2 separate regions of the Homo sapiens genome follow, and region 1 is linked to region 2. A link is a contact called in ENCODE Hi-C or POLR2A ChIA-PET data. All regions are on one chromosome and are shown on one strand. Each heading gives the region's core, a stretch centred on a gene start or an enhancer-like site at or near the end of the contact. The rest is flanking DNA. Distances are from core to core; before and after follow the strand shown.

The links. Hi-C counts contacts between places; a loop is a spot of excess contacts on that map. ChIA-PET counts read pairs that join two places held with the same protein, here RNA polymerase II (POLR2A). Pooled maps may share reads with other maps.
Region 1: a map with no recorded cell type shows a loop between it and region 2 (8-fold over the local background). The contact joins the enhancer-like site here to the promoter of CASP7 in region 2. A Hi-C loop is called at or near these places in 8 of 37 single-sample maps with no recorded cell type and 11 of 50 pooled maps. POLR2A ChIA-PET finds 5 or more read pairs at or near these places in 2 of 52 experiments (PC-9 and activated CD4-positive, alpha-beta T cell).

The regions. Positions count from the first base shown.
Region 1 is chr10:112,529,605-112,532,547 of GRCh38, forward strand. The region is part of intron 4 of VTI1A (vesicle transport through interaction with t-SNAREs 1A); the gene reads left to right. Among named protein-coding and RNA genes, the nearest start is that of VTI1A, 84 kb to the left of the region's middle. RefSeq lists an enhancer at 1,652-1,701. Within about 2 kb of position 1,512, at least 2 of the 41 ENCODE cell types and tissues checked have a DNase peak (open chromatin) inside an H3K27ac peak, as active enhancers do.
Region 2 is chr10:113,678,465-113,681,565 of GRCh38, forward strand. It overlaps CASP7 (caspase 7), which reads left to right and starts at 1,448. Exons shown (of 7, transcript NM_001227.5): 1 at 1,448-1,514. RefSeq lists an enhancer at 2,034-2,323.

The DNA of each region.
Region 1 (2,943 bases), core at 262-2,761, 1.1 Mb before region 2:
TTATTTGCTAATAAATTGATTTTCAGAACTTCTTATCCATGGAATACTAACTATATAAATGGATAAAACTTGGAGATAAACAAAATGAGATAAAAATAGCAATATTCATTTAATTGCAATTGGGATATACCTGTCAGTTTAAAAATATAGATCAAAATAGGAAAATAAGGAATTAATAGCAATGATTATATAGGTAAAATACTGGCTAGGTATTTTCAATGTAACATACACATCCTCCTTATAGTTGCTTCTTTGTGAAGATTCGATAATATGAATACAATAGCTATTATTTCTCATTCTGATAATTTATGATGCAGTTTTTTTAGGCATCTGAAACCTGACTGTAATACATATAATTATAGTCTGCCAATTAACTATAAAGTATGTTAATTTACTCTTAGGTACATAAACATTTCTGCCATGATTAGAAATGTTAAAAATTCAGAAATTAAGAATTTTTCAAAAGCATTTTTAATGTCCCTCATACAATACCCTTTGCATTTAATTCCAAATTAAATGCTTTGTATACATTCATTTCTGATTCATATTCATTTCATTCAATCAAATATAGCTAATGCTGATTTACAAAGAAGGGGCAAGAAAATTACCTACTTTGTACATTTGAGTACTTTTGGGCTATCAGCTTTCCAAGGATTACTGTCTTAAGCATTATCATTCTATTCTTTGAAAATACCGTATTTACCATTCCATGTGGCAACATTTTATTTCTTTGAAAGAGTTGAGTTCTTGAATGTAGTGATGTTGTATTTAGAGTGGAAACATTAATAGTTCATAACTTGATTGCATTTCATGAGAACCATTCTCATAAAAGGAAAAACACAACTTATAGAATAAAATCATAAAGCCTTTCATAGTGAAGTGTGATAATGGGGCAAATAAACTGTTCCAAGCTTTGATTTTGAACCCTAATACTCTCTCAGTTTCTATATGCAGAATTATATTGATCAGTGACTTTTAATAAATCCTAAATAGAAGATTCAAAATATAAAGAGTAGACTATTTCCAAATGTGGGGAAAGTTTTGTGGCAAAGCAATATTTAGCAGATAATGATTGCTTAATTTCTTAATACAAGGTTCTCTTAAGTTCTGATTTGGGCTTGCTGTGCATAAAGTGTGTCAAACTTCAGCTACAGACCAGGGGGTGAAGTCGGTCAATTTAATTCCCCAAGATCTAAAGAAGGTCGGTATCATTTCATATAGCCCTGGCAGAGCAGATCATTACCAGGCACAAATCTGTTCGTTACGTGCTGAGGGTTTATAGCAAAATAAATAGACTGTCATCATAAGTTCAGAAAATTGTGTGTTCGACCCACGATAATGTGTAAAGGGCGTTTAATAGAGTTCAGCATTTATTCGTTATCTGTATGCGAACAGAGACAGCAGTCGCGTTATCAGCTTTAAAAAAAATTCGGTAGTTCTGGGGTCACGTGACACACCTCACACACACACACACACACACACACACACACACACACACACGTGCGCACGTGCGCGCGCGCGCATGAACCCTCACATGCTCTGCAGTGCAGTTTTGATTTTAGTCACAGCAGAAGGCTTAACCACAAGAGATTCCACTGGTTCAAACCAGCGTAAACCAGATTTTTTCAGCCCACAAAGGAACAGATTACCTCTTGTATCAAATTCTGCATTGGGGGAAAAAAAATCTTTGTTTCAGAAAAGATGTTGATTATCATAACTCAACATGGTGGCATTGCACACTCTCATGTTGCCTATGATGGAGCTAGTAACTCGAGAAAATACGAAATCACGACTTACAGTCCAGTCTACGCATTGTTAATTTTCAGAAATAGGCCATCTTTTGTTTACTTGAATGAATAACTCCCGGCCTAAGCAAAGAAAAAAAAAAAAAAGAAAAAAGATAAAGATGAAAAACCCTCCCATTACCTAGCTTGGCTACAAATCCGATGTAGAGCTTGAATGCAGCCATGCAGCACAAACAAGATAGAACGTTTTTTGTTTGGAACCTATTGAAAAAACAAATGGGTAGCATTTTTAAACACTCATTGATTATGGCAGGGTGGCATGCCCCAAATGGTCTCTATTGCTGAAGAGTAGTTTTAAACTTTGGCCCTTTAAGTATCATAGTCAACCAAAGAATAGTGCCCCCAGAAAGAAAAGATCGCTGGCCGATCAATTCCCAGATCGTCTCTTTCTGAGAATTAATGTTTGCCTTTTTCTCCCATGATGTTGGGATAGCAAAGAGAAAGATTCCGATATATGATAGGCCAGGTATTTTAGCTTAAAATTTTGCTTCTTCTGGGGAAGAATTATAACTTTTCATGTGAAATGAAAAGATGATTTACTTGTATGTAACTGGATGGTTGCTGAGTGTGTTAATTAAAAATAAAGAAAGCTTCTTATTTTGAAACGATGATAATAAAGGTTTCATTTTCACTGAATGTACTGTGAGACATTACATGATAACTTATGTACCCTTTTTATAAAGATTCTTAACAGTTTTTAAAATCTTATTCTTTGGTACTCAAAATACTTTTCATATAACAAATGAAATAACAGAATAAGCTGGAATGCATACTGCCTTCCTTGAATTCGGGACAAAAACAGCGTTAAGCATTGAGATATCCGGGCTATAGTAAACATGATACTTACAGAGACTTATAGTGAACAATTCAGGCACATTTCTCCCAAAGCAATAGTTTAATTTATTGACCTGCATATGTCAAGTGTTATAACAGATGTTACAGATATTTGGATGTTTAAAAATTATCAGTCGTAGACCTGAATTGCTGAGGATGCAAATTTCAGACCTAGAATGTGGTTTAGTCTGTTACAACATAGGTTTCAGTTTCTAGTCATTGCAGAAACTGTGGTCGTCATCTCACTTATACAGTGATATTTGTAGTTTAGAATAATGTCAAACACACACACACCCACACGTAC
Region 2 (3,101 bases), core at 198-2,697:
CATTCACGCAAGGATTTGGTGGTTCCTAAAAGTAAATACTGTGTCTCTGATATGAATAAAACTACAATTTCTTCTCAGATATTTTACACCTCAGTGTGATTGAGTTTAGTTGCTTCCCTGAGCCAGGGTGAAGAAAGACGTGTGTGTGTGTGTGTGTGTGTGTGTGTGTGTGTGTGTGTTGTGGGGTCAGGGTGAACTAGGTGCGTGTGTGTGTATGAATCCGTGTGTGTGGTGGGTTTCATGAACTAGAATCTGTGTGTTTGTGTGTGGGTGTGTTGGGTCGGGGTGAACTTGAATCCGTGTGTGTGTGTGTTGTGGGGTCAGGGTAAACTGGAATGCGTGTGTGTGTGTGTTGTGGGGTCAGGGTGAACTGGAATGCCTGTGTATGTCTTTTGTGGGGTCAGGGTGAACTGGAATGCCTGTGTATGTCTTTTGTGGGGTCAGGGTGAACGGGAATCCGTGTGTGTGTGTGTTTGGTCAGGGTGAACTGGATAACTGGAATCCGTGTGTGTGTGTGTGTGTTTTGTGGGGTCAGGGTGAACTGGAATCCGTGTGTCCGTGTGTGTGTGTGTGTGTGTGTGTGTGTGTGCGTATGCTGTGGGGTTGGGGTGAACTAGAATCCGTGGAAGTGCTCAGTCTCTCCCGTGTTTGACTGACTCCCGGCCGCATACCCAGTCCCTGACACACGGGGGCGCACAACAAATATTTCCCGAAAGATCCAGGAGCAGCATCTCCACCAGCAAGCTGGGCTGCTGGGTGGGTACTTCCTTCAAAGCTGAGGGAGCGTCCTACGCCCACGCGCGCAGGAGGGCGCCCCCCGCAAAGCAACGTCTAGGAGACCACAGTGGATGCCACAGCGGGCCCGAAGCGGATCAGCCTTGTGGGGTACGCATGCTAATGTAGGCGTGGAGTCCCCCAGGGGGACGCCAGCAGTTCCAGCTGGGATCCAGGTTTCGCTAGGGGAGAGCCTCTGGCTATGGGAAAGGGGTCTCCGAGTTGATGTGAAGGCCCAGGTCGAGGTGTACACTGGGGGCGGGGAAGTGGAGGTGACCACACGAGCGCCCCATCACTGAGCGCCGCCGCGAAATCTGCGCTCTTTGGGTCACTTGGAGCGCGGCCAGTTTGGCAGATTTGTTTTTTTCCCGGAACAACCCGCGGCGGCTCGGCTGTCCCGGGAAACTGCAAACTTTGCTGTGCGCGTTCTCCCGCGCGCGGGCTCAACTTTGTAGAGCGAGGGGCCAACTTGGCAGAGCGCGCGGCCAGCTTTGCAGAGAGCGCCCTCCAGGGACTATGCGTGCGGGGACACGGGTCGCTTTGGGCTCTTCCACCCCTGCGGAGCGCACTACCCCGAGCCAGGGGCGGTGCAAGCCCCGCCCGGCCCTACCCAGGGCGGCTCCTCCCTCCGCAGCGCCGAGACTTTTAGTTTCGCTTTCGCTAAAGGGGCCCCAGACCCTTGCTGCGGAGCGACGGAGAGAGACTGTGCCAGTCCCAGCCGCCCTACCGCCGTGGGAACGGTAACTGCAGCCCCCACCTCGGCCGGCGCCTCTCCAGCCCGCCGGCCGTGCGCGCCTTGCCTCCCTCCTTCCTGCCGGCTTCCTAGTTCCCCCCTGCGCCCCCAGCGTGGTCTAGGGGAGCCTGGTTGAGTGGGACTGAGTGGCCCCGACGGCCTGCGCTGAAACTTTGGGAAGAGGGCCCGTTCCGCTCTCTCCATCGCTTGCCTTGCTCAGCTTGTCCTCCCTTCCCTCCTAGCCGGGGGGCTAGGGGACACCTCGTACTATTCGAGATTTAGGAGAGGAGGGCTCGTGATCTGGCACAGCGGCTAACAGCGAGGGCTCCTTTGCCTGCGTTCCGGTCCCCACCCCTTGCCTGCCGGCGGTGGGACCTCAACCCTCTCTCTGTTAAATGGGAACCACGGTGATCCCCGCAGACTGTTGGCGGGGATGGACAGAGTTGATTATGGTACGCGTTTCGCGGCAGTGGCTCTGTCAAGTCTGAGTACACTGGAGCTGAGCGTCCTTGCTGCAGGGCTCTTAGAGGGACCTTGAGGAGGTGGAAACCAGGCAGGAGACATTTAGACGTGTGGAGTGTTAGGCTCCAGGTGACAGCTTTGCGGTTTATGGAGCAGTAAAATTACTTGTGGGTGATTGTGGGTGTATCATTTCCAGATCTTTATTCTTGAACTTCTGGGCTCCTGGGCTAGTTGACGTGGCCCTCCCTGTTGTCTCAACTTACAGGCTATTTCCTCCTTTTGGGTCTCGCCGGCCTGACCTTCACCCTTGGTACCGCCATTGCCTAGATTCACAGTCCACCTTCTGCCACCTGTAAACTGTGTGGCTTTGGACAGGTTACTTAACGTCTCTGAAGAAGCTAAAGTTTCTGCAATAGCAAAGTAAAGGCCCTGGTCTAGCAGTGCCATGAGCCTTGGGTGACGCAGCGGAGCGCTTGAGTGCCCAGCAGAGCCTCCCTTTCCCCCTCCCAGCTGCTAGAGGCAAGAGGGGGAGGTTTTCAGGTCTTCTCTGTGTGCCCTTTAGGAAGATTTTTATTTGGGCAAGAAGTGAGTCACAAATTGTATGATGTCACTTTTCAGGGGAAGCAGCTGCAGTCCATTTCCCCCTTCATGAAAGTAAAAAGTTCAGACAATAGCTGGGCAGTGACTTCTTACCCAGCTGTGTACCAGTTGCCCCAACATGTGGGCTCCTGTTCAACATGTTTAGAAATAATCACTACAGGAACTTTTTTTCAGTCTCTACAAAATCTTTTTAAAATATGGATGTGGTTTTTAAATATCGGCAAAGGTTGACAGTTGCATATTATCTTAGTCTCGTGGGCAGTGGTGATAATGGGAATATTTCTTGACTATTTAGATTGTGCCACCTAGCATTTTACATGCATTGTTTCATTCATCCTCCCAACCACCTGTGACATAGGTACTGTTGTTTTCCCATTTTACAGATGAGGAAACTGAGGCTTAGAGAGGTCGAGCACTTTTTCTGAGGTCCCATGGCTAATATGTGGAAGAACTGATTCAGCCCCAGATCTCAGGGTTCTCAACCACCCTCTTGGGTCTCCTTGGTTCTGCTGTTTGGACAGCAGTTTATTGA